2 separate regions of the Mus musculus genome follow, and region 2 is linked to region 1. A link is a loop called in an ENCODE intact Hi-C map of the cell type or tissue named here. Cell type or tissue: gastrocnemius. All regions are shown on one strand. Each heading gives the region's core, and the rest is flanking DNA. Links, peaks and the distances in the headings are about the cores only. Region 1 overlaps Plxdc1 (plexin domain containing 1). Region 2 holds the start of Plxdc1 (plexin domain containing 1).

Region 1 (15,608 bases), core at 4,438-12,437:
GCCGAATGGAGCAGACAGATGGCTTGTCAAAGAATATAGATAAGAACAACGCCAGCCATCTTGGTAAAGGCTGTCACCAGGAGCTGGAGGGCAGCCAACTGTGTGGCACCAAGATCTGTGCATGCCTATGGAGGGAACCCAGAGTCCTGGGAAATATCCTGTGTCCCCTGGTGGCCTGTCCAGTGTCATCTTGGTTTCTGCTTCCCACACCACACTGATGCTCGTTCTCCCCGGACTCAATTTCCACATCTGCCAAGCCAGTTGTTACCTCCTGCCTTGTAGACCTACCTCTTCCTCCTCTTCCTCCTTCCCTATTCCCATCCTCCCTCCCCCACCTCTCTCATCTACAAACCCTGAAGCATGGAAATGGGAGATGATGACTATTGGTGGACTTGAATTTGGGATGCTTTCTTTCTACTGTGGTGAGGTAGAGCAGGACAGAGCAGGAGTCATATCCCCGGTTTGAAAGAGTCACACTGTCCAGGATGACTCTCGAAGTGGTTTAGATGCACGCACGTACACATCCATACTCACACTTTTTTTTTTTTTTTAGAAACACTGATTGAGGGTTTCAGCCCCAAAGTGGTTTATTGCTTTCTGTGGCATTTCAAATGTAGGATGAAATTTCTAGTCAAATGGAAACTCAAACCACAAAAATTGAATCAACATTTAAAAACCTACATGCTATGTTGTGGGCACATGTGGAAATGCCTAGGTTAGCATCTGACACATAGTAGGTGCTTTCAGTCATTGTCAGTGTCTGACTCATAGTAGGTTTGTTGGAGAATATGGAACTGCCTAGCTCAACATCTGACACATAGTAGATGTGTTCAATGTCAGTGTTACTCCACGCACACCTAAGATAGAGTCCACCAACAGTGTGAGAGATCCCTCTGAGACAGAAAGAGTCACGTAGAAGCCATCCCCTCGCCTTCCTCTGTGGGTGGGTCGGAATTGCGTGGGGGATAATGTGGGGAGTACAGCTGTTCCACCCGGCTAGGTAGATAGGACCATGGGATGTGGGGCTGCTAGACAGCCATTCCTGAACTCAGCAGTCACTGACTGTGCCACCACATTCTGCTAACATGTGTCCTGGGGGTGGTGTCCTCTGGGATGTCATAAATTGCACAGTCATCTGTTTCAAAGAACAATAGAGGTCGGGTGTGGTGGTGCACGCCTTTAATCCCAGCACTCGGGAGGCAGAGGCAGGCGGATTTCTGAGTTCGAGGCCAGCCTGGTCTACAAAGTGAGCTCCAGGACAGCCAGGGCTATACAGAGAAACCCTGTCTCCAAAAAACAAAAAACAAAACAAAACAAAAAAAGAACAATAGAATAGGGTCTCTGCTTGGTAAACTTTCATGTCTGGTCATAATTCGGAGAGGTTGAAGTGTCTCCTCCTCCTTTGGAGATGCTCAATGAGCTATCTGTAAATGAAATAACATGATGTCTCATGTGTGTGTCAACACAGTGACAGAGGACGGGAGGATAGAGCTGCGACAAGAGCAGCCTCTGTTCATGGCGGCCGTATCTTGGTGATGGGTAGAAGTTCATTCACACATCAGCTTCCGGGGCCTTTGTATATGTTAGAAAATTACGTTTTAGAGGACCTGAGTGAGCTTCGCCAGTGTACGCGAGGAAGCTTCCTGTGTTTGTAATCGCAAGGATGGCCACAGGGACGGTGGAGACAGCAGGCCCCTGGAAGCTTGCTGGCTGCCTCATCTACACTACCTGAGAAAATTCCAGGCCAATCTGCCAAGGTGGAAGTCACTGAGGAATGACCCCCGAGGCTGTTTGTATACACACACACACACACACAGGAACACACACACTCACATGCATGTGTGCATGCACATACTCAAGTGCTTGCACACCCAGGTTGGGATATAGACAGACAAAAGGAAGAGAAAGGAAAGAAGGAAAGGAATACAAGACGAACTCCGCCATTATTCTTATCCTGGTGATCTTGTGATTTAAGTCTTCTGAACCCAGTTTAGATGGTAATAAGAATAATTTCTGCCTTACATCTTTGGTGCAAGCATATGGAGCTCTTGTACAGACCTGGCAGTCAGTACTCAGTCAATAACACTAGTGTGGCTTTGTGTGAACCTAAACGCACTGGTTATCCTGACCTCAGGGTAATCTGCTAATGTAATTCCCAGCAAATGGCTACCCTGCTCTTTGACTGGGTATGTAGCCTGCAGAGCCTGCAGTAGCCGAGACAGTGCAGTGGACCAACTGGTAAGCTTTGGGCACTGAGGCGCCCAGCTAAAAGTTCTGGAAAACATTCCTTTTATGTTTTTTTAAATTGTTTTGTTTGTGGGTTGCTTGTTTGTTTGTTATGGGTTGGTTTTTGTTTGTTTGTTTGTTTGTTTGTTGTTGTTGTTGTTTTTGGTTTTTCAAGACAGGGTTTCTCTTTATAGCCCTGGCTGTCCTGGAACTCACTTTGTAGACCAGGCTGGCCTCAAACTCAGAAATCCGCCTGCCTCTGCCTCCCGAGTGCTGGGATTAAAGGCGTGCTCCACCACGCCCGGCTGGGGTTTTGGTTTTTAAGATAGGGTTTTTCTGTGTAGTCCTGGCTGTCCTAGAACTCCCTTTGTAGACTGTACTGACCTCAAACTCATACAGATTCGCCTGCCTCTGCCTCGGGAGTGCTGGGACTAAGGGTGTGAGCCACCACCTCCATCCCAGCTCCTTTTGTTTTTATTTGCTTGCTTGGTTTGGCTTTATTGAGGAAGAGTCTCATGTAGCCCAGGTTGGCCTCTAACTCATCATGTGGCTGATGAAGCTGACCTTGAACTTCTGACCCTTTTGCCTACAGTTCTCAATTTTTATAATTGCAGTCAAGAGCCACATGCCAGCTCTCTTTCATTGTCTTTGATGAGGAGTGCAGAGGAGAAGGGGTAGGAGGGAGGGGCGATGGCAGGATTGGTGCAGGCACTTGTGGGCTGCCGAAATACAGAACACTGAAGTGAAGTCTCTAGCAGGGTCTCCACAGTAGACACCTTTTGTTTTCTGTCTGGACATTTCCCCATGGACAGGCAGCTGGTGTTTCAGAGGCTGTCTTGGGACTCTGGCTTCTGTCTACCTGGGCATCCTTTCAGGATTTGCCTGGCAAGGTAGCCCTACCATTTTACAAAGGAGAAAGTGCTAGAAGAGAGCAGAGAGGGAGCTCACAGCATCCCAGATTCTCCTCCTTTCTAGGCCTTCTCCTCCCACACACCCACCTCAGCAGGTCCTCCTCCCCCCCTCCGCAAAGTAGCTGAGGGGATTGTCAAAGCCAGGCCAGAAACTTGCCTTTTCTGGTGTGCATGTGTGTGTGTGTGAGTGTGTGTGTGTGTGTGTGTGTGCACTCCTATTTTCTTAAAGACTCAGCATTCAGCCCCTGCCAGATGGGAACCTGTGGGCTCTGCATGCAGACAATTATCCTTTCAGCAGTGGGAGGCCTTTCCATGAATGGAAGGTCAGGCATTTGCTACAGCTGTGGCCCAAAGCTACACCAAGCAAGCAAGAGTTCCCGACACAGGTTTGCAGGACACAAATTGGTGTGGAGCCTGCTGAACCTACCAAGGAGAGTCCCTTCCTAGAAACCAGTGTGAGCCAGCTCAAGTGAGCCACATCCTCTGAGCTCTCGAACACACCTTAGGATGAATGGATTTTCCTCATTTGATGGAGGAAAAAAAAAATCTAATAATCTAAAAAATCTAATCCCATAGTTGGATAACAGTGGAAAATACTGCCTCATGAAGTAGTGAGCCCCCCATTTCTGGAGGTATGTAAGTAATGCACTGACTTCCAGAGACACTGTAGAGACAAGACCTGGCATGGTGAAGGTTTGCCGCCCGTGCCTTTCACTGCCTTTCACCTCCACCTTCATGTGATCTCAGGGGTAAAAGCAGGAACCGGAAGTCAGCATAGATTCAGGGTTCAAGTCCCATCTTCATGGGTAGCTAGCTAGATGTCCTTACACAGAATGTCGTTTTGAAATCGTCATTTTTATTTTACCAATTTATTCTTATTGTGTATGCATAACTACACATACATGCTGTGTGGGTGCACACGAGGAGGGCAGAGGACAGCTTTGTAGAACCAGTTCTCTCCTCCCACCATCTGAGTCCCGGGATCAAACTCGGGCCACCAGGCTTGGCAGCCAGCGCCTTTACCCCTGAGTGTTTCCTTGCCTTATTCAGTTATTTTTGAAACAGACTCTCACACTGTAGTCCAGTCTGGCCTGGGACTCAAGGAGACCTTCCCGCCTCAACCTCCTATGCACATTACAGGCAAGCACCATTACATCCTGCGATGTCTGTTGATGTTTTTGTTTGAGACAGAGTCTCATGTAGTTCACGGTAAACTCAATATGTTGCTGAGGTTTCAACTCCTCCTCCTTCTGCCTTTCCTTCCTTAATGCTGGGGTGGCAGCATGTGCCTCTCTCTCTCTCTCTCTCTCTCTCTCTCTCTCTCTCTCTCTCTCTCTCTCTCTGTATGCTACATGTGTGTGGATGTCCACAGAGGCCAGAATCAGGTTATGACAGGCCCAAGATGGATCCTGTGAACGGAAGGAACTCTGGCCCTCTGGAAGAACACAAAGTGTTCTTAACCGCTGAATCATCTCTCCAACCCTTGGCAATGTTTTCTTTCTTTTCTTCTCCTTCTTCTTCTTCTTCTTCTTCTTCTTCTTCTTCTTCTTCTTCTTCTTCTTCTTCTTCTTCTTCTTCTTCTTCTTCTTCTTCTTCTAATTTTATATAGTACAGCACCTACAAGGCTACTGTTTGACTCTCAGCACTGCCAAGTTTAAAAAGTAGGATGCTGGGCAAGCAAGATGGCTCAGTGGGTAAAAGGGCCTGCTGAATATCCCGGCCGATGACTTGAGTTCAATCCCTGTGACCCACATGCAGAAGAGAGAGCAGGCTCCTCTAAGTCCTCCTTTGTCACAGGTACTGTGGCACATGCGCACCTATACATGTACCCACAGGTACACTAAATAAATACGATTTTAAAAAAAGGCAGGAAGCCAGTCCCTACCCTGCAGACTTCCAAAAAAACCTGGGATGATCAACGAGACACCGCAAAGAGGAGGTGCTTTCAAAACAGCATTCACAGAAAGTATGATTGTGTTTGTGCTGAATTCTACAGCAGGGCCTGCCATCAAGCTGGAGTGGGCAGACGAGGAGGCTTCCCGTGGCCACACGTTCCGGGGCCACGCCCTTCCCTCGCTGCCACACCCTTCCGGCATCTGTACCTGGGCGCTCCCACGCTCCCTGTCTTTAAGACTTGAGTGTGTGGAAGTGTTTTGAGAGGTATAAAGCTCTACAGAGGAATCCTTTGATTAAGCGTGGGGGAAAGAAGGGGGTGGGGGCAGAAGTGGGGCGCTGCCTTTGCCAGACTGATGAGCTCCGAAGAGAGTGTGGGAGACAAGTGGATGGTGAGACCCACCTGCACCTAGGTTCTTATAATTGCCACTTGTCAAATCCAAACAGCCGGGAAAATGAAGACAGTAGATAGATGACACCATGGGACAGGTCTTCCTTTAGTTGTCAGAGGCGAGCGGGAGGGGGAAGGACATCGAGGGCCCGGCGGAGATGTGCATGGTAGACTTTGGGTGCCTGATCTTAGTGGCAGGACAAGAATCCCCTCCATTCCCCCCTCCTCTGTGTCTATTTCACAGCAGTCGATTTTCTCCAGAAACTGGAACCTGGATGGAAAGCAGGGTCTGAGAAGGGGTTTGTCCGCCGCAGTGCCCTCGGTCTGAGAAGCGGTTTGTCCATTGCTGTGTTCTTGGTCTTTCTTGGTTTTGTGCGCCCTCACTCTGAAGCACACTGCCTATGAGTTATGCATGTGGATGCTGAGGACCAAAAACTGGCAGGGGACCGCCCCAAGTTTGGTTTCTGCATTCACCTAAGGATAAGAGGAGCCTGCAGCCAGGTCTCACGCCTTACCCTGCCCTCTCTCAGGCCGAGCCCCTCCAAACCCACCCGTGTAAGAAAGCATCACCCGAGATTGCTGTGTCTCCTTCTGTGACCTTGAAAGAGCCTGAAGGCTTTCCAGCCGGTTTCTTCTCATTATCAAATCCGTGGGGGTGGGGGTGGGGGTGGGGTGGGGGGGGTGGCGGAGCCGCTCTGACAAGGAGAAGAGATGTTGGGCCTACCCTCATTTACCTTATCCAGTGAAGACCTGTCACAAGCCCAGTGTCACTTAGCTACTGTGTTGGGCTAAGGTTTGTTTTGTTTATTTACTGATGCTCAGACCTAGAGCCTCAAATGCTAGGGCAGCCTCTACCACGGAGGCACACCCCAGACTAATCTGTCTCTAAAAGGAACTGGTAATGGTTAATGTGATTGAAAGAGAAAAATCAGCTCAGTGCCTTGACATCCTGGGAACGCTGCCTGCTCTCTTTCTTTCTTTCTTCCCACAAAGAATGTGTGTGTGTGTGTGTGTGTGTGTGTGTGTGTGTGTGTGTGTGTGTGTGTGTGTGTGAGAGAGAGAGAGAGAGAGAGAATGAGAGAGAGAGGAGAGAGAGAGAGAGAGAGAATGAGGCAGTGACAGAGATCTCTGGAGATCTCCAGATATAGAAACAGAGATTTTTTTTTCAGATATAGAAGCTCACTCTTGTCCCTGTGTAGCCCAGGTTAGCCTCAAACTCAGGATTCTCCTGTTTCAGCCTTCACAATCACAAGTCATTGTGCTAAAGATATGTTTTGAGGACACATATAGGATGGCAGGAACTTGTGGGGAGTTAGTGTTCAAATGCCTCTGTCCTCAGAACAGTGATAGTTGTCCCGTGGGGGATGGAGGTGTCTCTCCTTACAGGACCAATCCTGCTTAATCAGTCAACAGGTTTTCCGGGGCAGGAGTGAAAATTAAAAAGAAAAAAGACAACATTGTAACATGACCCCAGCCAGTTCTGAGACTGAAGGCAAGTTTTGTTTGTTTTTTGTTTTTTGATTTTTGTTTTTTTTTTCAAGACAGGGTTTCTCTGTATAGCCTTGGCTGTCCTGTAACTCACTCTGTAGACCAGGCTGGCCTTAAACCCAGAAATCCGCCTGCCTCTGCCTCCCAAGTGCTGGGATCAAAGGCATTTGCCACCACTGCCCAGCTGAAGGCAAGTTTGTTTGTTTGTTTATTTGGTTTTTCGATACAGGGTTTCTCTGTATAGCCCTGGCTGTCCTGGAACTCACTCTGTAGACCAGGCTGGCCTTGAACCTAGAAATTCGCCTGCCTCTGCCTCCCGAGTGCTGGGATTAAAGGTGTGCACCACCACCGCCCCTCGGTTTAATTTTTCCCAATCTGCTTTTTATACCATTGTAATTACAGGCAAGTTTTAAGGGCGAGCAGTACAATAAGGAATTAGCAAGGCAGTAAGCAAAGTCCCATGGTTACTCCCTCTGCAGTTTCCAAGGACTTCAGAATGACCAAAATACCAGAGCCCACTTCCATGTCCAAGCTCAAAACTGGATTCTTGCCTGAAGCCTACTTCTTTTGTTCTACCCTAAGATTAAGACTCCTGCCTGAACTTACTTCCTTGTCACAGTCTCATGTCAGATTCCTTCCTGAAGCCCATTTCCTTGTCCTTGGCCAATGTCAGATTCCCGCCAAGCTGCCCACAAAGGCTCTTCACATTCACCCTGGATTAGCAGGTGGTGTCTGAAAGATGTAGACAGCCGGCCAAGCAGAACTCCTCCTTTTGGGAGACATAGCAGAAAACACCAAAAAAAAAAAAAAAATCTCTTTTCCACCCTGGGCCAATGGATGAGTGTACTAAGCCATTAACAATTAAAAAAAAACAAACATCAAGGGGGTGCATGTGTTCCAGACACTGAGTGGGTGTTCGACCCTCCCAGAAGCCTGGTGAGGCTGGGACCCATCATCTCCAGTAAACTGATATAAAAAGTAAGAGGGAGATACCGAGTTCCTGGGAATGGAGTCAGGCCCTGTAGCTTCAGAGGCAAGTGCTTGCTCTCCCACCACCCCACTCTGATGTCACAGTCGGGGCTTTCCCACATGCTCTGGGGTCCCAGGCAATTCTCTTCATCAGGCTTCAGTCTCCCTTGTACAAAGCCACAAGGTTGGGGGGTTGGATAAGAGAGCCCCTCTGTAGGCTGGAAAATGGTACGTTCCAGTCTGTAAGCCCTGTGACCCAATGATGAGAGAAGACTATTCCTGGAAAGCCAGAGCCTAGTGGCATGGGGTCACCCAATGGTGAGAGGGCCAGAGCCTAGCCCCATGGGGTTGCCCAACAGTGGAACCTCAAAACTCTTGAGGCTGTGGCAGAATCCACTTCCTGTCTAGAAAGTTGAGCTTCTATGGAAGAAGAAGTCCATAAAACCTTTGACAGACAGAGGGTTGACGTGTTGAGAAAGGAGAAGAGAAGACTCCCACTGTATCACTGAGCGGGCTCTGCCGTCTCCAGAGTTAACAGTTGTGAGGAACACATAGCCCCAGAAGGCATTTTTCCCCCAGAGCTGAGAAGCTGTCTGCTGCCATCACTGATTTGAGCCCACCGTGGCTGCTGCACTCACTGAGCCCACGGCCCTAGATAACTATGGAAACTAAGCCATAGAGTGTGTGAGTATGTGCGTGTGTGCGAGAGCGCGCTTGTGAGGATGATAAGGATAACTCATGAAGAAATGTGTGAAACGCCCTAGTTGTAATTGGCTGGATTTAGTTAAAAAAAAAAAAACAAAAAACAAACCTGGTCAGGTATAGCAACTTGCTCAACTCCCGGGGCCCAACTGAGATACATTGTGTTGATCCACGTGGACGCCCGCTGCCCGGACAAGACAAAAGTCAGCACCGACTCGGCCAGCTCCAGTGGATCCGAACAGCAGCAGGAAAGAGTCGTGAGCCTTATCTGAGAGCCGCCCTCGAGTCAGGCTATAGCTGGCCAGACCAGAATATTAGTGAAGTGTGAGTGTGAGGTGTGGTGTGTGTGTGTGTGTGTGTGTGTGTGTGTGTGTGTGTGCGCGCGCGCGCACGCACGCTTGCTGTCCCATATTGCCATTTATTTGTTTATTGCTGTTTATGAATAATAAGCTGTTAGAACCTTTCCTCCGAGTACTTTCCGCCCGTCATTAACCCCAATTCACAATTTGAGACAACTGTCTATTCATTTATGTTGTAGACTCTCAGGCGATGTCTAAAGCAAGCAATAATGCCTTACCTAAGGCCATATGTATTCAGAATCCAGATTGTTGCTTTAATGCTAAATATCTCTCTATAAAGGGAATATGAACCCCATCAGCAGCTTTTACAACAAATGCTAGGGTTCTAACTTCTCAGTTGGCGCGAGGCTTCTCTCACCTCTGGTAAGGTGGTCTTCTTTTTCCTCATGCGGTGGTTAGACAGGAATGGTCCCCATAGACTCACAGGAGTGGTACTACTAGGAGGTGTGGCCTTGTTGGAGTAGGTGTGGCTGTGTTGGAGGAAGTGTGATATTATGGAAGTGGGTTTTGGGGTCTCCTATGCCCAAGCTATACCCAGTGTGGCACACAGTTTCCTTCTGATGCCTGTGGATCAAGATGTAGAACTCTCAGCTCTTTCTCCAGCACCATGTCTGCCTGCACGCCAACGTGTCCCACCATGACAGTAACAGACTAAACCTCTGAATCTGTAAGCCAGCCCCAGTTAAATGTTTCTCTTTATAAGACTTGCCGTGGTCATATTGTCTCTTCACAGCAATGAAACCCTAAGTAAGACACCTCAGGTCCCCAATAATCTCTTTCTATCATGCCTCAGGCTGGGGCCTTTTGACTATAGGTGTTGGTATTCTGTCTAAACTCCACCTCCACAGTTACATGGCAACAGCCAGGTAGGCTTGGCCCAATATACAAGGGGCTGCTTGGCCCCTCCTCTCTCTCTTACACTCTTGCCCCCACTCTCCCCATTCCCTTCCCCCCTCTTTCCACATGGTCACTGCCAGCCTCCACTTATCTACTCTCTCCTTCTCTCTGCCTCTACTACTCTCTTAACTCCCCTCCCCATGCCCTGAATAAACTCTATTCTATACTATATCAGTGTGTGTCTGATCCCTCAGGGGCAAGGGATGCCTCCACATGGGCCGGCTGAGGCACCCCTTCCCCCACACCCTGCCAGAATACATCTTATAGCTATTTCTCTTTTTATGATCACAACAATAGGCTTCTCTGTTGCCTGGAGCTCTGGGGTGGGAGGAAGCTGAATGTAACCAGGATTTTCAGTCATGGCAGGCTCTGGGGAGGAGACTTAGGAACAGAGAGAGGAGTCTGCAACTGTGGAGCCCTAAGGAAGAGACAGGTCCTGGAGGAAACCCTGGGGCCTTGAGGAGGGCTTCCTGACATTCCTTGAGAGGATGAAGTGAGGGCTAGGGTGGACTGATAATATATCTCTGTGAGTGAATTCAAGATGGTGACTAGGGCTGGAGATGTAGCTTGCTGGTAAAGTGTTGACCTCTTTCCCAGGACCTCAGAAAAATAAAAATAGAATCTAGCCAGCCAGTAGTGGCCCAGGCCTTTAATTCCAGAACTTGGGAGGCAGAAGCAGGCAGATGTCTGAGTTTCGAGGCAAGCCTGGTCTACAGAGTGAGTTCCAGGACAACAAAGGCCATACAGAGAAACCCTGTGTCAAAAAAACCCGACTAACCAACCAACCAACCAACCAACCAACCAAACAAACAAAAATAGACAAATAAATAAATAAACAAAATGGAAAATGATCTAATTGGAGCAGATCATAGAGCAGGCCATTGAGGGAATAAAATCTGTTGTTTTGAGGGTTTTCTGGGTTTTCTCAGCTTAGGATGATTCTCACCCATGTTGGATACTCCATCAAGGTTACAGAGGACAGCCTGAAGGAGGAAGTATAGAGTCAAACCGGAGGATCTGGGAATAGTTGATAAAATTTAAATAAATAACCCCCCCACGTTTATCCATTTAGTATGTGCACTTGATGCAGCCTGCGTGTGGAGGTCATTTGTGTGAGAATCAGCTTTCTCCTTCCGCCTAGGGGTCCAGGAATCACACTCAAGTTGTCAGGTTTGGTAGCGAGAGCCTCACACCCACAGAGCCTGCTCACAGCTCCAAGCCTGCTGTCAGGACACCTCATTTCCAGGGCTTTTAGTTTTGTGGGAAACAGTAGGAATGTCTAGTTATCCTTTGGGACCTGATATAAAAATGTCCTATGACTGTCAGAAAAAGAAATATTCCCACCCTCCAGAGAATTCCTCTTTGATCTTAGAAGCTCGAGTGAAGACTCTCCTTCCAGAAGCTGAGTAGCAGGCTGGAGAGATGGCTCTGTGGTTAAGAGCACTGGCTGCTGTAGCAGAGGACCTGGGTTCTGTTCCCAGCACTTGTGTGGCAGCTGACAACCATCTGTAACTCTTCTGGCCTTTACAGGCACCCGGCATGCACCCGGCACACAGATATACATGACATGCAGGCATAGTACTCATACTCATAAAATAAACAATAAATCTTAAGTGTCATTGTCGTTATCATATCGTCACCATCTTTGTCATCATCAACATCATCGTCATCGTCATCATCATCACCACCATCACCATCTTCGTGGCAGTCCTCAGCAGCTGCAATCATGGCTTCCTCCTCTAGCACGCTTTCTTCCCTCAGTCCATCTCCATCTAAAGCAGATGGAGATGACAGAGGCAGCATCATGAAGATCACCTGTGTAATCAAAGATGCACAAACAGCTTCCAAGAGTGACCACTGGAAGTCATGGCTGTGCCTCTAACTGGGAGGTCTCCACGGGCCAGGGGCATTCTGTCAGAATCTACAGCCATGTTACTCTGTGACTATGAGGTTATCTGTTACACTGTGGCCATATGGTTTTTTCCACTGTTCTGAGGTACACAGAGAATAATCTTCAATTATTATGGAGATTTTGAAGACCCGGGTTTGGGTCTTGTCTAACTAGCTGTGTGACCTTGGATGAGTCACTCCGTCTGTCATACACTAGGATGGGTCGTTTGATTTGTGGCATACATGATGAATAGATAAGGCTCCATTGGACCCTCAGTTTCTTCATCTGGGAAATGGGGAAAACATCTCCGCAACAGGCTGTGATCCAGTAAGTAGAATTGTTTCCCACGAATCCCCAAGGCTGCACAAATGCATGTCTGACTCAGTGTGGCTGGAGTGGGTGGGACTGGGTCCCGTATACTGTCTCACACTATGTTCACACCTGGACATATGTGGACCAGAAGGCTCCTGACTACAGCCCTCAAGTTAACATTATCTCTTCAGCCCATGGGGTGGGAGAGTACCAAAGACCAAAGAGCCTTCTGGGGAGCAGGGCTTTCAGGATTAGAGCCAGGAGAGTCTTGAACCAACTAGAACAACGTGGTAGTCCTGTCAGGATGGTGGGAGGAAAAAGTTTGGTCCAAATTGCTGTGTGATCTGTGAGGGTGATTGCTAAGACTTCTCCTTGGGCCAACTATATCATCCTATCCCATTTTATAGAGGTGGAAACAGGCCCAGAGACATTCAGTGATTTGTCTCATGTCACACAGCTACTCCGGACACTGCTGAGGCTCCAGCGCCCACCTTCTGACTCCAACAGCCACCACTGCCTTTACCCAGCATGCTCTTCTTTGGCAATCACAGCATGTTTATTTATGAACTGGCTTGTTTGGAACCTGATTTTGGCATCTGTGGTTTTTGGCTGAAGAGGTTAATTTTTTCCTTTTTGTTTGGTTTGCGAACCTGTGTTTTGGGGTGGGGAGCACAAAGGAATAAAAACACGAGGCTGTGGAGTTGTTTGTGAAGCATTCAGAAATATGACAGTATCAATTCACTCAGATTCATTTTGTGTCTCTCAATAGTAGATTAAAAGTGCATGAGGTTGGCTTCTGGGGATTTCCAAACCTAGCAAACGTCAGTCACCTAACAGCCACCGGGGTTGCTTGCTGGGGCAGTGGCTGGAGGCTGTCCCTCCACAGCCAGGGACAGGGCCTGAGTGAAGCGCTCAGAGCAAGCCTCAGACCAAAGGGTGTGGCTCCGTGGCCTGTGCATCACGCTTTATACAAAGCCAAGGCTGTAAAAGACAGTTTCATTTTATTCTTGAGTTTTTCAAAACAGGGTTTCTCTGTGTATCCCTGGCTGTCCTGGAACTCGCTCTGTAGACTAGTCTGAGCTTATTTTTATTTGTAACACGGCAATTCACACAGGAAATAGGAATCCGTTACAGGGTGGCCGGGTCCCCTCAGAACTTAGGTCCTTCTGGCTGTATTGAAATTCCAGCAACTCCTTGGAGAAAGACAGACTGTTTTAACTGATGGCATCGATTCAGCTGCTGTGTGTTCTCATGGCCAGGGAGTGAGGGCACAGCCCAGGAGCGCTGCTCCGTGCCAGTCTGAGTCTGTCCCCAGGACCATGAAGACTCCGAGTCCTGCTTACCACCAGCCTGGGGCCACTCAAGTGGTGACAACACCCTGCTTCTGGAAGTGTGTCTCGCTAACAGCTTTTGCCACTATCCCAACAAACTCAGCGAACCGCTGAGCTTAGCGCTACCGTCATCCAGCACATTGTTATTGTCGTTATTCTTTTTATTGAGATAGGAATTTATATAGCCCAGACTGGCCTCAGACTTGATATGAAGCTAAGGATGACCTCAAACTCCTGATTCTCCTACCATTAACCCCCCTAGTGTTTGTTCAACGGTTTTAGCAGTAAAGCATGTTGTGTGTACGTGTGTGTGTGTGTGTGTGTGTGTGTGTGTGTGAGTCATATGACTCAGTGAGCCTGATAAGATGTACCAGTTTAAAAATTGTTTCCATAGGTTCACCAAGAACCTTTCATGGTGACCAAAGGACATCTTTGACCTCAGCCTCCAGGCTAACAAGTGGCATCCAGAGACCCAGGATCTGCTGGGCTGGGTAGCAGGGTCATGGCTGGAGAGTGATTTCCAGGCAAGCTTGGAAAACATATCTATGGCATTGGGTGGGGGGTCTCCTGGGTGTTGGGGTTCACAGTGGGCTCATATGACTTGTGCTCTAGAATCAAAAACTCCAAGAGCCAAGTTTGCAAATCTAGGAGTGGCTGGATGGAGTAGGCAGAGGGCCTGTGTACCCAGCCTTTCCACTCTGGTCATAGTCCCATTTTCTTTGGCTATTCTGAGAGCAGAAATCAGAGAACAGCCTGTGAGAGTCAGTTTTCTCCTTCCACCGTGTTGGTCCTGGGGATCCAACTCAGGCCTTCAGGTTTGACAGCAAACACCTTTACCCACGGAGCTATGTTGGGTGACTCTTAAGGATATAAAATACAACTTTCTTAAGACCTAACAACAGGGAAAACTCCTCGGTAGATACACTTTCACAGATTAATGCTTTCTGTTGTGTGATGGACTTTTACAGAGCCCCTACCTACTTCCCCGAGGATACTCACAGGCACCAAGTAAAAAAGGCACTGGCCGCCATCTTGGATGTACCATGGGGTGGGAAGTCTGGTTGATGGTGCATAGTACAGGAGGCACTGCCTTGCCTTGCTGGACAGCCACAGAGACCTAATTATAAAACCATCTCAGACCCAGAGGTCCTGGGTGCTGTGCTGATTGGTCACTGGCAAAGACAGCCACAGGACTGCATGCCAAAATCACAGACTTGGCTGTCTTCTGAAGTCTGCAAAGCACTCTACCCTGTCCACCATCATTTTCTCAAGTCCCTCCCACAGCCCCTGTCCCCACACCTCCATCCCCACACCCCTGTCCCCATATCCCATCCCCATACCCCTGTCCCCACAGACCCTCATCCTCACACACCCCTGTCCCCACGGCCCTGTCCCCACACTCTTGTCCCCACAGAACCTCCACCCCCATCCCCACAGCCCATCCCCAGAGACCCCGTCCTGACACCCCCCTGTCCCCACACCCCTGTTCCCACAGACCGTCCCCCATCCTCACAGCCTCCCCATCAGCACAGCCTTTTCTCCCATGGCTTATGAAGCAGAGCAGACACCAGCGTATTTCCAGTCGTGCATGCCTTCGGTATCCTCTCATGGGTCAACTGTGGAGCGGCTGGAATTTTCTGCACCGGATGTGCCCAGGTATCTGCACACAGCCTTCCCTCCTCCCACTGACGCCCTGGAGCTCAGCCTTCTGTCCGGGTGCTTCCTAACATGCACGCAGGCGCGACGGAGTGGGGGCTACACGCAGGCGCGACGGAGTGAGGGCTATACCTTATTTATTTGCTGATGACGCTTCTTTGGGATGAAGGTGAGCTCTAGGTTTTCATTGTCCTTTAGAAGCCGTCCTGGTCCACCACGGGGACAGAAGTCCCTTAAAACCAGGCTGAGTGTGGGAACGTCAACTCCCAGTTCCCAAAGCTCTTTGCAGAGCTGGAGAGATGGAGGCCGCTTTCCAGGTCAAGGTCTCTCCCTCCCATACCAGATTTCTCTGCCCTACCTTCGCGGCCACCGTGCTTCAACGGGATCCAACTGGAGCCCCTTGCTAAGGCAGGGGTGTCTCAGGGAAACCTCTAGCCCCCCATTTGTCTTGTTTCTTCAAGACAGGCTCTCTCTGTAGACCAGGCTGGCCTTGATCTCAGAGCTCAGCCTCCTGAGTGTGAGCACCACCACACCCGGCCCCCTAGTTGTTTTTAATGGTTACAAGAACTCGACTCTGGTCAG
Region 2 (15,608 bases), core at 4,202-12,201, 64 kb after region 1:
ACTCCTGCCTGCCTGTCACTCTAGCTCCAGGGGATCTGCCACCCCCTGCTGGCCTCGGAGGCACCTGCACATTTGTGCCATATACTTACAGAGACACACTTTTGTACACATGACTACACAGTAAAGTAAAACAAAGCTCTTATAAAGACCTCAAAAATCACCTGGACAGGGCTGGGGAGGTGGCTCAGTGGTTAAGAGCAATGATAGTTTTTCCAAAGGTCCTGAGTTCAATTCCCAGCAACCACATGGTGACTCACACCCGTCTGTAATGGGATCTGGCGCCCTCTTCTGGTGTGTCTGAAGACAGCTACAGTGTACTCGTAAACATTAAATAAATAAATAAATAAATAAATAAATAAACAAATCTTTTAAAATAAAATCACCTGAACATCTCAGATCTGAGAAGCTTTTACACCCAGACAACCAGCAGAACCATGTAGGGAGTTTTGTCATCTATTTCCTTTTTCACAGGCAAGAGAACAGAACCCAGGGACACACAGACACACACATACACAGACACACACACACACACACACAGAGCAAATGTTCCTCCATTGAGCTGCACCCCTAGTGCCCAAGGAGTCCAGAAGAGTATGTCAGATCCCTTGAACTGGAGTTACAGATGGTCGTGAGCTGCCACGTGTGTACTTAGACTAGTACCCAGGTCCTCTGGAAGAGCAGCCAGAGCTCTTAACCACTGTGCCATCTCTCTAGCACCATGTGGGGTACTGTAAAGAAATGAACCCCAGGTTTCAATGCTTCTGAAGCAATCTGTCCAGAGCGGAACCTGGGAATGTGTATTTGCTTTGAAGCCTTCGTGTTACTGAGTCCACCAGGGCTCACCCGATGCAGCTGGTCCCCCTGGACACCCACAGACTTCCAGGAGTTTGTGTCTCTGTGGTTATTTCCTGTGGCATCCTCTTCATGTAGACTGGAACCTGACCCTTCCAACCATCATGTCTGGATCCTGAGCAGGTATCATTTATTTAATCCAGAGTCCAAGAAAACCATGAGGAGGGCCGGGCGGTGGTGGTGCACGCCTTTAATCCCAGCACTTGGGAGGCAGCGGCAGGTGGATTTCTGAGTTCGAGGCCAGCCTGGTCTACAGGGTGAGTTCCAGGACAGCCAGGGCTGCACAGAGAAACCCTGTCTCAGAAAAAAAAGAAAGAAAAAGAAAACCATGAGGAATGGGGTGAGGCGACAGGAGTCCCTTCCTTAGGACCGTCTCATGGGCTGGCTGTCCATTCTTCCATGTCTACCCTGTTCCTCAGTTCTGAATGTTCCAGAAAACAAGACAGAATGGGAAGCGAGTGGGCTGTGTCCTTTGAGAGTTCACCTCAGGGCTGGGATGAGGGCCTGCTGAAGGAGCCATTAACTCCAGGTACAATGGTAAAGGAACCAAAAAGTTCAGGCGTTGAGAAGAACATCTTAATGTGGTATTTTAAAAGCTAACATTAGTAAGCCAGATAGTGATAGTGCACGCCTTTAATCCAGGACTCATGAGGCAGAGGCAGGCGGAACTCTTGAGTTCGAGGCCAGCCTGGTCTACAGAGTGAGTTCCAGGACATCCACGGCTACACAGAGACAGAGAAACCCTGCCTTCAAAAACCAAAACCACAACAGCAACAACAACAATCAACATTAGTGTCAACACTGGGGCTATTTAGATGAATGAAATCTCAAGAGTTAAATAATGACAGAATTAGTCATGGTGCCAAACCAGGACTGGAGGAATTTCAGAGACTGGGGCAAAGGACGACACAGTAGCACAGCACCCGAAATGACAGAAACGATGGAAGCAGAACAAAGAACCCGAATCCTCATTGCTTATGAAATACCCTTAGTGAGGAAGGACCTTTCATCCATGACACAGGCACAAGGAGGAGGAGTCTCAAAAAGCACATAATAAAAAGGTCTTAGGAACTGAAAACATGGCCAGGTGTGTGTGACCGGGGCCCCGAGACCTTAGCACAACCGACTTCATGATGGAAGTGCCATTCAAGTTGTAACACTCAGCACGGAGACAGCACCACCTGCCAAAATGCAAAGATAGCCCTAATCCCTCAAAGACCAAGACTTTGCTATTTGGCTTCTGTAGCTCTGCTTCAGGCTAACTGTTCTTGTTAACCGAAGTATATGTCAGCCCAGGATACGGTTTTTGTTCTTAAAAGCTCACCCTGAGAAAGGCTTGGGGCTACACTGGGATCCCAAACACCCAGTGTAGACGCCAGCTACCCAAGAAAGACTTTCTATTGGCTTACACCCATGTCCGATCAGTCTTCTCTTGTGGATACCCCACAACAGTGTGGTTGCTCCAGTTGGAGGGAAGCCAGGCCAACGTAGTAAATTCCAGGCTAGCCTGGGCAGTCAACTATGATTTCAGAATGCTGAGGTGGCAGTGAGAACTCTTTAAAAAGAATACACACATGTAGGACAATGGACTATGCACAGAAGGCCTGGTCTCTAGTGGAGCTGAGCTCTTGAACCCCGTGGGACCCAATGGGTGGTAATTTCCACCTACATGGGACAGAAGGCATTCCCTCATGTCTCCTGGACCCCTGGCTCCTGTCAATGTTACTGTCCCCACAGTCCCACAGGAGAAGTGTGTGGCTAGCAGTCACGTACACAATGTCCCAAGCTTCTGGCCTTCTGGCTAGATTCCTCCTCACAGTTACCTAGCAACAACAAGATAATAAGCCCACTATAAGAGGGGCTGCTTGGCCCCTCCTCGCTCTCTTAAGCTTTTACTTTCCTTACTCTCTCTCTAAGCTCTCTCCTCTCTCTCTAAGCTCTTTCCTCTCTCTCTAAGCTCTTACTCTCTTAAGCTTTCACCTTTCTTACTCTCTTTCTCTCCTTCTCTCTCTCTCTTTCCCCCTTCGAGATCTCCTCTTGGCCATGGCTGGTCTCTCTCCCCTTCTACTTTCTCTCTTTCCCCCTTTCTTTCTACAACAAAGCTCTAAAACCATAGACTGCCTCTGTTTATCAAGGCCCGCTGTGCTTGGTGGATGGGATAGGCTTTCTTCTAACGAGCTGCTTCTAACCTCCCTTCAGAAAAGCCTTCCTGTGCTCCAGCCACGGACCAGACTAAAGACTCTTGCCTGCGTGGGAACCACCCAGCGCCCACTCTCTCCCTCTACCCTCTCCCCATATCTCCACAGCCTAGTGCCGCCCCGGGGCCCCTATTCTGTTCCCAGCTCCTCTGCCGTATCCAGTATGGGATGCCAGAGACTGAGAACCTGGTACTGGGAGCTGCCCCTTGTCCACCCCCCGACCATGTGGGGGTCAGTGGCTTTACACAGGCAGATGCCCACCCAGGGCCATGTAGAAAGCATCCAGCAGTCCTCCCACGTCCACCTGCCCAGAGCACAGGAACTCTGGCCGGTCACGGGCTCTCTCCCTACCCCTTCTTCCCCTACACCCACGCCCCCCCCCCAGGACTCAGAATAAGGGTGACATTAAACTTCATTTTTTTTTTGCGACAAAACTTGCTATGTAGGCCAAGCAATCCTTCTCCCTCCGCCTCCTAAGTACTAGAAGTACGGGTGTGAGCCACTGTACCCTATGTTGCACCACATTTCCTAGGGATTGGGAGGCAGGGGTGTATGTATGTGCTGAGATGTGGGGCTCGCCAGGCAGCCCAGGCTGGCCTTGAGTTCTTGGCCGTGTTCCTACTCAGCCTCCCAAGTGCTGGGATTATAGATGTGAGACACCCTTCACGGTGACGTTACAAGAAAATGGTGAGATGCCTTCAAGCTTTGAAAGGAAAATTATTTTTAATTCATAAGTCTACATTCGGTGAAGCCACCGATCAAAAGGGAGAGCAGAAGAAATGCATTTTCAGATATGCACATCCACAGGAGAGTCTTTGTTAAGAGGCGACCTCTGTCAGGAGACTTAACTGCCATAGAATCCAGCAGGAGAGGGAGGACACAGGGATGAGGGACCAGGGCTCCAACACTCCAGAGACAGAGGAGGAGGAAGCACAAGCTGGCAGCTGTGGAGCGGGGGAGCAGTCCACCATGTTAGGGCACGTTATTGTTTCTATTTGTTATTGGACATTGAAGAAAAGGTCTTATGTAGCCTAGGCTGGCCTTGTACTTACTATGTGGTCAAGGATGCCCTTGAACTTCTGGCCCTCCTACTTGTTTCTCTAGAGTGCTGAGATTACAAGGACGCACCACCACACCCAGTTTATGCAGTTCTGGGGGATCAAACCCAGGCTTAATGAATGCTAAGTAAGTGTTCTACCAGCTGAACTACAGCCCCAGCACCCTGATGGCAAACTTGACCACACTGAAAATTACACTTGAAGCAAAAGGAAGGCATATAAGAAGGGATTAGCACAGAGAACTGAACAGGCAGGGCCAGGGTGACAGCAAAGATCCCAGAAAAAAAAGCAAACAAGAAACAGGTGGGTAGACAGTGGCTAAGTGCGTTTCCCAAAAGGCCCGATGATCCGAGCTTGATTCTTGGCACCCATACGGTGGTAGGAAAGAACTGACTCCTGAAAGTTGTCCTCTGACCTCCACACAAATGCTCCCCGGTACCGACACAGACGTAAATAAATTAAAAAAATAATAATAATATAAGAAACAAGACATTACCCAGCTTGGATCACGTGAAGGTGCTGAAAGTCACATGAGTTGAGAAAGAAAGATGGAGAAGAATGTTCTGGGGAGAATATCAAAGCCGAGTCCTCCATCACCATAGACAAGAAGCAGATAATGTCCATAGCCCACTCAGTGCTGGGTCTGGTGGCCCATACCTTTAGGCCCAGCACTTAGGAGGCAGCCAGATCAAATGGATCTCTTTAAGTTCAAGAACAGCCTGGTCTACAGAGCGAGTTCAAGACCAGTCAAAGCTGTACTGTGGAAACCCGGTCTCAAAACCAACTGAACAAAGCTCCCTCCTTAAAGGAGCTAAAGAGACAGAATAACTGGAAAACAACAAACCAGAGACGTCCTGCTGTGAGGAAGGTTGAGGAGGGGAGGGAGGGCAGCCTGGGACTTCTGGGTTTATTCTTCTGTGCTTCCTGAACTATAGGACTATGCTATTCCAGAACTAGAACATGAGCGGATCCTGCCCACACCACCCTGACCCTGGACGCCAGGGCTCTGATCATCCTCTCTCCTCGGTTTTATGCTCAGCTGGGACCACAGGCACCGGCGGCCACATCCCACCACCTCTAGAACACTGCCTGATGATTGGATGTTTCTGAAAGTTCCGTGGAAATAAAGAAATGGATGCTGTGAAGGAAGTTCACCCTCTCTTTGCTGTTTCGAGTTCTGTAGCATTTGTGCATCCTGAGCCTGCACCCTTCCCTCCCCACCACACACTCAGCACTCGCTCACACTCATCCCAGACACAAGCCTCCGGAAGTGGCTAACCATGGGCCTGTGGACATGATAGGCAAAATTCCTCAGCCACAGGTGCACAGCGCCTCCAACTCACTCACAGCTGCAGAGGCCCTTTAGCTTTCAGAGTCACCTCCTCCCACAGAGAGCTTCCTGACCTCAGGCCCAGAAATTTGTACCTCAGTGACACCTGGACTGGTTTCTCCTCCACTCCAACCACCTCAGGATGCCTCTGTACTTAACATTTAGGGCCCCCACAGTCTAAAGAGGCAGAAATGTTCCCTGGCAGCTTCGGGGTAACTATCCCACCTTCAGCCTTCTCTTCTGTAAGGCATGGTGGAGTTCAGAGCCTGCACTGTATCTCCTGGAGCAAATTACTTCATCTATCCTGGCAGAGGCCAGCAGCCTGTGAATCTCTGAGCTGCTTTGATCCTGTGATCCAGCCTGGAGCTGGCTTGCCGCCTCTTCTCTGGAATCCTATCCATCCCACTCTCCATATCTGACACGGAGGCAGGCTCCAGCTCTCCTCTCCCTCCATGTCGGTTCTGCACTCACCACCACCCGAGTCCTGTTGTCCGGAAGTGTGTCGATGGCCAGGGAGCCCCCACCCAAGTCCTGGCTTAGCTGGGTCTTGCCTGGCTTCAACACCTGCGCGGGGCTCTCTCGGGGTCTCCGACTCCAGCCTTGCCTGGTCCTCTTGGCAGTCCATGCAGAGTCTTGACCTTCATTGTGACCTGGGAGAAGGGACAGAGCACTTGAGTGGTGGCGGTCCCGAGGAAGGATGTGAGAAGGGGTCTGCCTTCTGCCGAAGCCACAACACTACACCATCATTAGTTCTGGGGATACTCGATGACCAGGGCAGCAGCTTCATAACACAGACTGAGAGCCACGCGTCTCATATCACGCCCAGAAACATGCACACGCAATACTAAAGCCACTCGACCATCCACAGTGGACAAGGTATATCTGGCAAACCAGAATCAGGTTCAGGGGTTAAAGGCGCTGGGGTTGGAAGTCAGAGCATCTCATGTGCCAGGCTCATGACCTGGATGCCCGACAATGTCCTACTTTCTATCTCTTCGTCTTTTGAATACTCTGTACATCTCATACAAGGGAAATCATACACTATATCTCCTATTGTGGTTGGTTTGTTTCACTTAGCACACTGCCTTCAGGGTTCAGATGTGTTCTTCCTGTAGACCAAATGGTATTCCCTGCTATAGCAGCTTTTGTTGAGAATCAGAGCAGGTCCTCTGGAATCCCAGCTAGCACCTTCATCCACTTAGCGGGGCCTGAGGTTTCCTAGTTCTTAAACAGACTCATCAGAGTTAGGTTCTTTGCCAGGGTCTTGGTAGTAGCCATTCTAATCAATGGACAGGAAGTGCTACATGCTTGCGGTTGGTTTTGACTTGCATCTCTCTACTGACTAGAGTCGATGAACATTGTTTCATATGCTAGTGACTGTTCACTTTTCTTTGGAAAACTCTTTTAGTCTTTGGCCCATTTTAAACCTGTTGTCTTGTTGGCCTGGATCATTGTTCTGGAAGCTGCGTGGCAACTTTTCTCTCTACCTAGTAGACCCAGTTACACCCCACTCTCCTTCCTTCCCCCACTGGCTCTGGCAGCTGAGAGTCCTTCTGGACTTTAACAGAAACTTCTTGGAAACAAATTGTCCTCCCTTGCTAACTTGATTTGGTTTGTTTGTTTTGAAACAGGATTTCAATACTTAGTCCTGGCTGACTTGGAACTTGCTATCTAAAGGAGGCTGGCCTTTGCAGAGATCTGCCTGTATCTGCCCCTAGGGTGCTAGGGTTGAAGGTGTGTGTTGCCACACCCGGCCCCCTTGTCCCGCCGAAGGGCAGAGTTTTAACTCCATCACTATTTCAAGCTTTGACCTTAGGCAAATCACTTTCCTTGTGTAATGAGGGACCCAGAAGCCAGCTGGGATGGCAGAGAGGTTTTCATCTCAAATGCCATCTCCCATTAATTAGCGGCAACCAAAAGCACTCTAGACAGGAATCCCAAAGCCTCGTCTGTGTGTAGCAGCAGCGATTGTCAGGATCGATTAGTAATGTCTGTCACAAGCACAGGACTGGCAAGTGGCCGCACAGAGGCAGGTCTCCCAAGCATACAGCTCTCTTGGGGCCGATAAACTAATTCTAAATGATCCTGAAAAGCATCCTTCTTCATTTCAGAGAGATATGAAGGTTCCCAAGGCTGTGGCCAAATTCCCATTCCCATTCCCAAAGGAGTGACATTCTAATTGTCACTCCTGCCCTGGATATATGAAAGGCACAGATCACCCTGACTGTGACCTTCATCAATTTTGGGTCCTAGGTCAGATACCCCTCTCCTCTCTACCTCTGACGCCACCAGTCTTGCTCACCAAAGCTCTTCTAGTGGGTCTCCCTGCCCAAGACCCCCTCCCTGAGGCCACTTTATGATCTCTCCCAGGGAGACGTGTGCTCCTCAGGCTTCTCTCCGCTCTCCTCAGAGTGCCTGGCAAACAGTAAGCGCTCAATCACTGCTTAATTGAGGACACTACACTAGGGGATAGCTCTCTGGTAGCAGCAAGGACAGAGATTGAAACGGGGCTTGGCTGGACCAGGCCTGAGGCTCAGCCAGGATGCTGCTGTGAGGCTCCGATTTGTCATTAGACATTTTATCCAATTAAGTCATTCTTGGCTGCTGGTGCCTGCTGGACTCTTGCCGGGCCCCTCTCACGTCTCTGCCCCTAATCATAACCAGATGCTCCTGGAGTATATGGGCAGAGGGGCAGCTCTGACCTCTTCCCCAAGCTATCTACCGAATGGCTGAAAGCCCAGCGCTGGGTAGCAGCTGTCGACCACTCAGCCCCACGCAAGCTGCCCCAGAGGCCTCCTCAGCAAGGCCACAGCTGTTCGTGGCAGGTCTGTTTGTAGTGAGTTGGGTGGCCTTCTCCCCAAATCCTCCTGCAAGTGTCCCCAAGGGCAGGGCAGGAGCTAGGACTGGAAAGCCACACAGGCAGCCAAGTTGAGGACAGGCAGGAAGTACCACGGACTTGGACTGACCTTGGAGAGGGATGTTGAATAGGGAGGGAGGAGGCCCACAGGATGGCAGTGAAAAACATCTGGGCTCCCCGTTCCAGCCCACCACCCCTAAGCTAGGACCTGGCAGTCTTTCCTCTTGAAGCTGCAGCTTCTCTGTGTAACAATCACACCAATAACAGGGCTGATCCCGGTACTGAGTAAAAACCATTCAGGCATCCCATCCATCTAGGAGTAAGGGTATGAGTTCTATGCAGGATGACGGAGGAAGAGCAGAGGAGGCTCAGAACTAGGAATCCCCAGAAGTGTCTCCCCAGCTACAGCATGTCTGCCCTTCCAGTTGGATGAGCAAGATGTCACCTCTTAGTCCGTGCCAGGAGTCAGTGCAGCTGGTTGGTCACATAGGCACAGGACCACATAGATGTCTGGGCACACAGCCTTGAAGCCTAATGGAAGCTACAGCCTAACAGATTTACATGGAGGGCATGCCTGGGCACCCCTGGGCACCCTTGGTGCTGATTCTGCCTCTCTGTTCCCATTCCATCCTTGGCCTCCAGAACAGAGACTAAACCATCACTCAGGGCTATACCATCTAAGGGCATGGTGTGACAGCAGTGGCTCCAGGAGACAAAGCCACTCTCAGTGGTCTTTCATCCTTTCTTTCATCCCCATGCCAATCAACCCCAGGAGATGGGCACTAGCATTAGATCTGTTTTATAAAACAAGGCTAACAACCCGCCTCTGGCTCACCCACTCATTCCATGGCAGGACTGGAACTAAGGCCGGCCGGCTTCAGTCTGGCAGAACCATAGAGCACAGTGCAGTATGGCCAAGCGTAGCAGCACTCCCTTAAACTCAGCACTCAGGAGGCAGAGGCAGGCAGAGCTCTGTGAGTTCAAGGCCAGCCTGGCCTACAGAGCTAGTTTTGGGTCAGCCAGGACTGTATATAGAGGAGTACAAGGATCATGCCCCCAGCCCCTGATCTGGCACAGCCCTGCTGCAGTGTGAGCAGGGCTGAGGAGGAACTGGGTTGCACCACCCGGGGCCTGACCCAACTCAAGCTAGCCATACTGCCTCCATATTGTTCTGACTGCTGATGCTCTCTCTGGGTATCCATTTCACCTTCCACCCGGTATGCCCTAGAGCCAGTTGCCCACACACTCGAGCTAGAGCAAGCCGCATGGAAGACCCATGTGATCCATCATTCTTGCATCCCTCTCACCGCACCCCTGCAGCTGATCTGAGAGCTCTTATGCCCATGTGATCCATCATTCCTGCGTCCCTCTCACCGCACCCCTGCAGCTGATCTGAGAGCTCTTATGCCCATGTGATCCATCATTCCTGCGTCCCTCTCACCGCACCCCTGCAGCTGATCTGAGAGCTCTTATGCCCATGTGGTCCATCATTCCTGCGTCCCTCTCACCACACCCCTGCAGCTGATCTGAGAGCTCTTATGCCCATGTGGTCCATCATTCCTGCGTCCCTCTCACCACACCCCTGCAGCTGATCTGAGAGCTCTTATGCCCATGTGGTCCATCATTCCTGCGTCCCTCTCACCACACCCCTGCAGCTGATCTGAGAGCTCTTATGCCCATGTGGTCCATCATTCCTGCGTCCCTCTCACCGCACCCCTGCAGCTGATCTGAGAGCTCTTATGCCCATGTGGTCCATCATTCCTGCGTCCCTCTCACCACACCCCTGGAGCTGATCCCAGGGCCCTTACGGCCAGGTTCTGCTTTCTCTTTCTCTCACATCCCTCCTGGCCCTCTAGGACCTAGGCCTGCCATTCAGCCACCATAGATTCACAAAGTCTTCTCAGCCAAGAACGCTGTGCTCCTAAGTAACCCGCTTCCCCGTGAGCTTCTCCTCATCCTTCAAATCTGACAAGATGCCGTTGCTTCAAAAAGTCTCCCTGACGCTTCTCTCCTCCTCACCCAGATGCCAAGGGCACCACCCAAGCCGGCCTCCTGGACTGTCATGTCCTTGGTCACCTCTGCATCTAGAATTCTGGGCACTGCAAGGACCAGTGTTCAGGAGGCACCCGTGAGTGGAGGGGGTGGGAGGCTGGCAGGAGGAGGGAGAAACTCAGCACCCAGCCTCTAGGACTGAGACCCTCCCTCGGGCACAGCCCTGCTGGAGACCATCGATGTTCTATCACAGCACTGACAGAAGACAGGTTTGCCACCAAGCTGGAGGCCCAACCTTGAACCAGAATGCCACAGTTTACAGACTCTGGAAGCCTCCGTCTCTGACAGACAAGATGAGGTGAGAACAGTTCTATCACTTGCTAGGTTGAATCTTCAGCAAACCATCTACACAAACCAGCCGGCAAGACCAACCTCCCAGGCAGCGCTCGGGGGAGTTGTAGCTCAGTTGGTAGAGTGCTCACCTCGCATGTCACCTAGCATGCCAGAAGCTCTGGGTTCAATTCTCCAGGGCTCTATTAACATGACATGATGGCGTTACGCCTGGAATCCCATTACCCAGTGCTGTCGGGTGGAGGCAGAAAGTCAGGGCCATCCTCAGTTACAAGTGAGTTCAAAGCCAGCCGGGGCTACATGACACTGTGCCTCCAAGTCCTGGTCTTTGCTTCATACAAGGTCACACAAGGTTGTCCCAGGCCTAACAAATCCCACCTCCTGATATAAAGCCCCTCCTGGTGAGACCCTGCCCTTCACCTTGGAGATTAAAAGGGTGCACAAGAAAAAGGGACACAAAGTAGCAGAAGGGGTGGGGTGGGGTGAGGTGGGGGATGGGGCTCTGCTTTCTGAGGATTACCCCAAGGGTTCAGTTTTGTTTAAACAGGGTCACCTGGCTGCTTTGTGTAGGAGGCTGGCCTTGAACTCACTATGTAGCCGAAGATGACCTTGAACATGAGATCCTTTTTCCTCCAAGTGGCCTTGCTCTCAGTGTGGCCCACCGTGCCCAGCTTTCCCACACACATTTATTAAGCAGATTTCCACACAAGGTGGGGGTGTGGGGGATGGGGGTGGGGGTGTGGAGGAGTTCTCAGTGACAGGAGGGCATGGTCCTGAGCACAAACACTCTGCATGTCTTCCCGTAGACACAGCCCAGTGAACCAGGACAGTATGGTGGTTGCCCAGGCCCTCCCAGCAGGGTAGATCTCTCTGAGGAGGGAAGCCTGCAGCTGACAGGAAGAGCAGCAATCCCAGAAACCATTGTGAGGAATCTGAATTTTAGTCAACAGTATATTAGTTTATTGGGAGGCCCCTGGTGGGCAAGGAGGAAACTGAAAGCAGATTAAGGTTGGTTGGGTTACAAAACATCTGTTTGGCCCTGACTCTAGAGACAAGCAACCTTGGCTCAGAACATAGGTGACTGCAGGGATTGCTTGTGAGTTTCCAAAATGGCTGCCTGAAAGATTCTCCCTTCTGTGTGTATCCTGGATGTCTTTGGTTTCTCTGGGACCAGACCATCAGTGACCCCTTCCTGGGCCTGGAGGCCATCTTCCTCTCTGCCTGACTACAGGCTGCTTCTGGGCTCTCCTCAGTAGACTCCTTCCTTCTTCAGGTCATCGATGCCTCCTGTGTCCCTTGTAAGGATGATGATGGGAACAAGACTGTAGGGATGGAGGAACACCAGCCCTGATGGGGACACCATTGCCCCAGGTGGAGCTAGGCCTCCTTGGGTCCCCCACTCCCACCCCCTCATTGACCTCAGGGGCTCTATCATACAGAGCAAGCAGCCAGTCTCCATGAAGGACCCCTCCCAGCCTTCCCCATTCCCCCACATCCTCAGATGGCCTCTACAAAACCTTACTACCAAACCCAGCCCAACCTGGGATGAGTCAACAATTGCCCTGACGGCTTTTTACAGCTTCCTAGGGTCTAACCTCAATCTCACTTGCTGCAGATGCCCGATGTCTTCCAGATGAATCTAAAAGCAGAGACGGCTAAGTAGTCTGTACTTACAAAAGTGACACTTGTCTCTGGGTCCCCTGATGTAGCCAGCTCCCTTCCTCAACCCTCTCCTCGGCCCAAATCCCTCATCAACCCAGCCATATCTGAGTTCAGGAAACACACCAGCCTAAGGCTGAAAAGGACTCGGGACTTAACCCACTCAGTCCCTTTCTAGTTACCATTTTAAGATAAATTATCAGTTGCCTGTACCTGTCCGAGAAGTAAAGAATATCTTAAGGGGGAAAAATAATCTTTCATAACTCCACCTTCAAGAGCCAAAGATTTAGTCAAGAACCTCTTTTTATACATCAAAAACTGAGCCCAGAGAAAGTAACTTGGGTAAGTAACTCGCCCAAGGTCACACAGCAAGTGAGACAACAGAACTAAAAGCTAAGTGCTCAGCTACCTTCTGTGGGAGCCACCATGGACACCGATGGGTCCACACTAGTCTCTGGACATGTGACTTCTCTGTCCTCTACCCCCGCAGTCACCACCAGCATCCTCCACTCATACCATCTCATCCCAACCCAGATTCATTTGGACTACCTACCTACCGTGACCATCAAAGTCAAGAACACAGTTAGGCACTATGCTGACACAACAGCAAGTGGGACACTCACTTCCCTTTTAAGGAGCTTGTGAAATCACCCTTATTCCCAGCCCCCACCTCCCCGAGAAAGCCTGGGTGCAGAAACTAAACCATATATATTTTTAAAAACGGCCTTTCTTGATAACGTGAGGGATTCAAAGTAGATCCCTGAAAGGACCTCAAGAGGAAGAAATGGCTTGAGAAACTGGTCTAGAGGAAAGAGGAGTGTGCAGAATGGAAGCTCCTCCTCCACCCTCACCCCCTTACCTCCATGCTCAGCCTGTGCAACTGAGAACCGAGCAGAACCTAGCAGGGGGGAGAAGGGAACCCTTGACCCTGGGAGATCGGGGAGCAGCTGGCTGCTTTTTCCTGGGGTCCCTGCCTCTCCACCAGTACGCAATAGGTAGGGGAAGCAAGTTAGACGGCCAGGCTGGTGCCAGGATGTCTCCCATCCTCCGGCGACTCCCACGCAGTCACAAGCCCAACTGGGACCCCACCTAGAGCAGCTGAGAGAGGCAGCAGGGAAGAGCATGGAAAAGAAAAGCAAACGCCTCTCTGAAATGATCGCCGGTCCCTGTGACTATTCTGGAGACCCCGGCCTGGGTCCCTCCACGTCCTTCCGACAGCAGTAGGAGGTGCGCACCCTCTGTGCGCACACAGAGAAAGTAGGGTCCTTGTCCCCTATCCCTGGCGTCCTGAGGACAGGACCCAGGTCCCGCTGGCGGGTCTGCACCTGCCCTGGCCGCGCGTCCTACCTGCGGGTGTTGCGGGACTGAGCGCGCGCGCGGCCCCGCGGAGTAGCAGCAACTGCAGCAACCAGAGCTGAGCTCGCATGGTGGGCGCGGACGACCTCCGGGTCTGCGCGGCGGCGGCGGCGGCTGCAGAGGGAGCAGCCCCGGGCTGGGCGAGCGGGGAGCGGGAGCGGAGCGGGCAGGGCGAGCGAAGCACGGCGCTGCGGCCTTGGGGAGCGCGGGCGGGAGAACCCAGAGGGCGGGGCGCAACGCTGGGGTCCCCGCCTCCCGGAGCTCCGCGCCGCACCCCACGGGACCCGGGACCGCGCCGGGACATCTCTGGTTACCGAGAGAACCCCGCTGCCCCAGAAACCTAAGTAAAAGGCCGAGGTGAAGGGCCCCAGGAAGCGCCCCTACTTGGGCCGTTGGCTCCCACCACCCATCCCAAGAGCATGCGACTTTCTGAGCTAGTCCTTGTACTTCTGTGGCTTCCTGGTGTTCTACATAAGTGCACACACAGACACGCACCAGGAATCTCCCGCAGTCGAACCGCGCCCCCCCCCCCCGCCCCCCAGCTTCTACCCCAGAAGAGGCACGAATTGCGTCTCCCCAGTTGACTGCTTCACAGCCCATCTCCAGCACCGACCCCACCCCATTCCATCCCACACCCACACCCCCCTCCCGTCCAGCAGACATGTAGGTGCTCGAGACTGGCACATTCCCACTTTGAAACAGCTCGGTGCCCCTTCCACAGAAAGGCCAGATCAGTCCAAGATAGACCCAGAGCCAGAAGTGGCGCCCACTGCCACCACACTTTACCGGACTCTGGGAATAGGGCACTTCCCCCCCACCCCACCCCCTTCAAGTATGGAATAAAAATACCCGCAATTTAGGAGATTTAATAGACGGCATGGAATCAGGTCAAGGCACGAAGGTGCCTGTGACCTACTTCATGGGAAGGAGAAGAACTGGGGCCTAGAGAGTGGAGAGGACTGAGGGGCCCCTGGCTTCCTCTGTGTAGGGGACCTGGAGAGTGCGGAAAGAAAGGGTGCAGAGACTGCTTCCTGGGACTTATCCCCAGAAGAAGGCTGCAGCTGGGGACAGAAGTAGAGTGTGGGCTTAAGTAGGTGAGTGGCCTGGCACTGAGGTCAAAAGAAGGACCAAGAAAGGAAATGAATCCCAGTGTCACTCTCCTCTGGGTCCAAAAACCTAGAGGTGGTCTCCCCAAGACCTCAATATAATATTATGTAATACTATGAGCCAAGGCAAGCCCCGCAACCAAAGGGACTTTTGTTAGTTTTCCAGGTAAGGACTAACGCCGTCGACCAGGTTGGTTTCGAACTCACGATCACTCTTCAGTTTATTGAAGGGATTACAGAGGTGAGCCCACCAAACCTAGCCAGCCATTGACTTTCTAATTCCTTGCCTGAATTCTCCCAGGACAGCCTCTGGGGTATCGAAGAAACCGTCCCTTCCAGATGTGGCCTCCTACCGCCACCCAGTGGACCCGTGATGAGCCACGGGGCTGCCGTTTAGCTGATCTCTTGAAGAGTTAAGAGACTGCCCGCGCAGGCGCCGCGAAGGGCCTCTATAGTGTTCCAAGATGGACCTCCAGCCTCAATTCTGGTGTCGTCGTGCGCGGTCAGTCTCGGTGCCCGTTCTCCATAAAGTCTTGTATTGGGGCTCAGGCAAAAGCAACAACTTGGAAATATTAGAAGCAAATGGCGTGGACAAGTTTCTAACCGTAAGCCTCTAGAACTTGAGCATGCACGGGAAGTACTTCTCAGAACGCATATTTCTAGCCCCACCCAGGGATAGTTCACTGGGTCAGAGAGGAGGCCAAGAATCTTCATGTCTAGCACGAGCCCAAGTCCCGTGGTGCTAGTCACATTCGGAGAGCCACTGCCCTGAAAATTCCCAGTTCCTTACCACCGTCCCCGCTCCCTGACTGTTTGGGAGTTGGCGATGGAAATATTGCCATAAAAATA

The links. Peaks named below come from ENCODE experiments on the same cell type or tissue, not always from the same donor. Only the 100,000 strongest peaks of a DNase experiment are listed, where the experiment ranks them.
Region 2: a loop joins it to region 1, with 2.4 times the contacts of the local background. A loop is called at or near these places in 20 of 42 quality-filtered maps.

The regions. Positions count from the first base shown.
Region 1 is chr11:97,908,092-97,923,699 of GRCm38, forward strand. It overlaps Plxdc1 (plexin domain containing 1), which reads right to left. Exons shown (of 14, transcript NM_028199.3): 14 at 15,146-15,608. Among named protein-coding and RNA genes, the nearest start is that of Fbxo47, 32 kb to the left of the region's middle. In gastrocnemius, for the core only: no CTCF peak of the experiment used is centred there; a DNase peak (open chromatin) is centred at 7,641; H3K27ac peaks cover 1,839 bases.
Region 2 is chr11:97,972,594-97,988,201 of GRCm38, forward strand. It overlaps Plxdc1 (plexin domain containing 1), which reads right to left and starts at 13,853. Exons shown (of 14, transcript NM_028199.3): 1 at 13,645-13,853; 2 at 5,910-6,088. The coding sequence starts at 13,723. In gastrocnemius, for the core only: no CTCF peak of the experiment used is centred there; a DNase peak (open chromatin) is centred at 8,058; H3K4me3 peaks cover 36 bases; H3K27ac peaks cover 2,054 bases.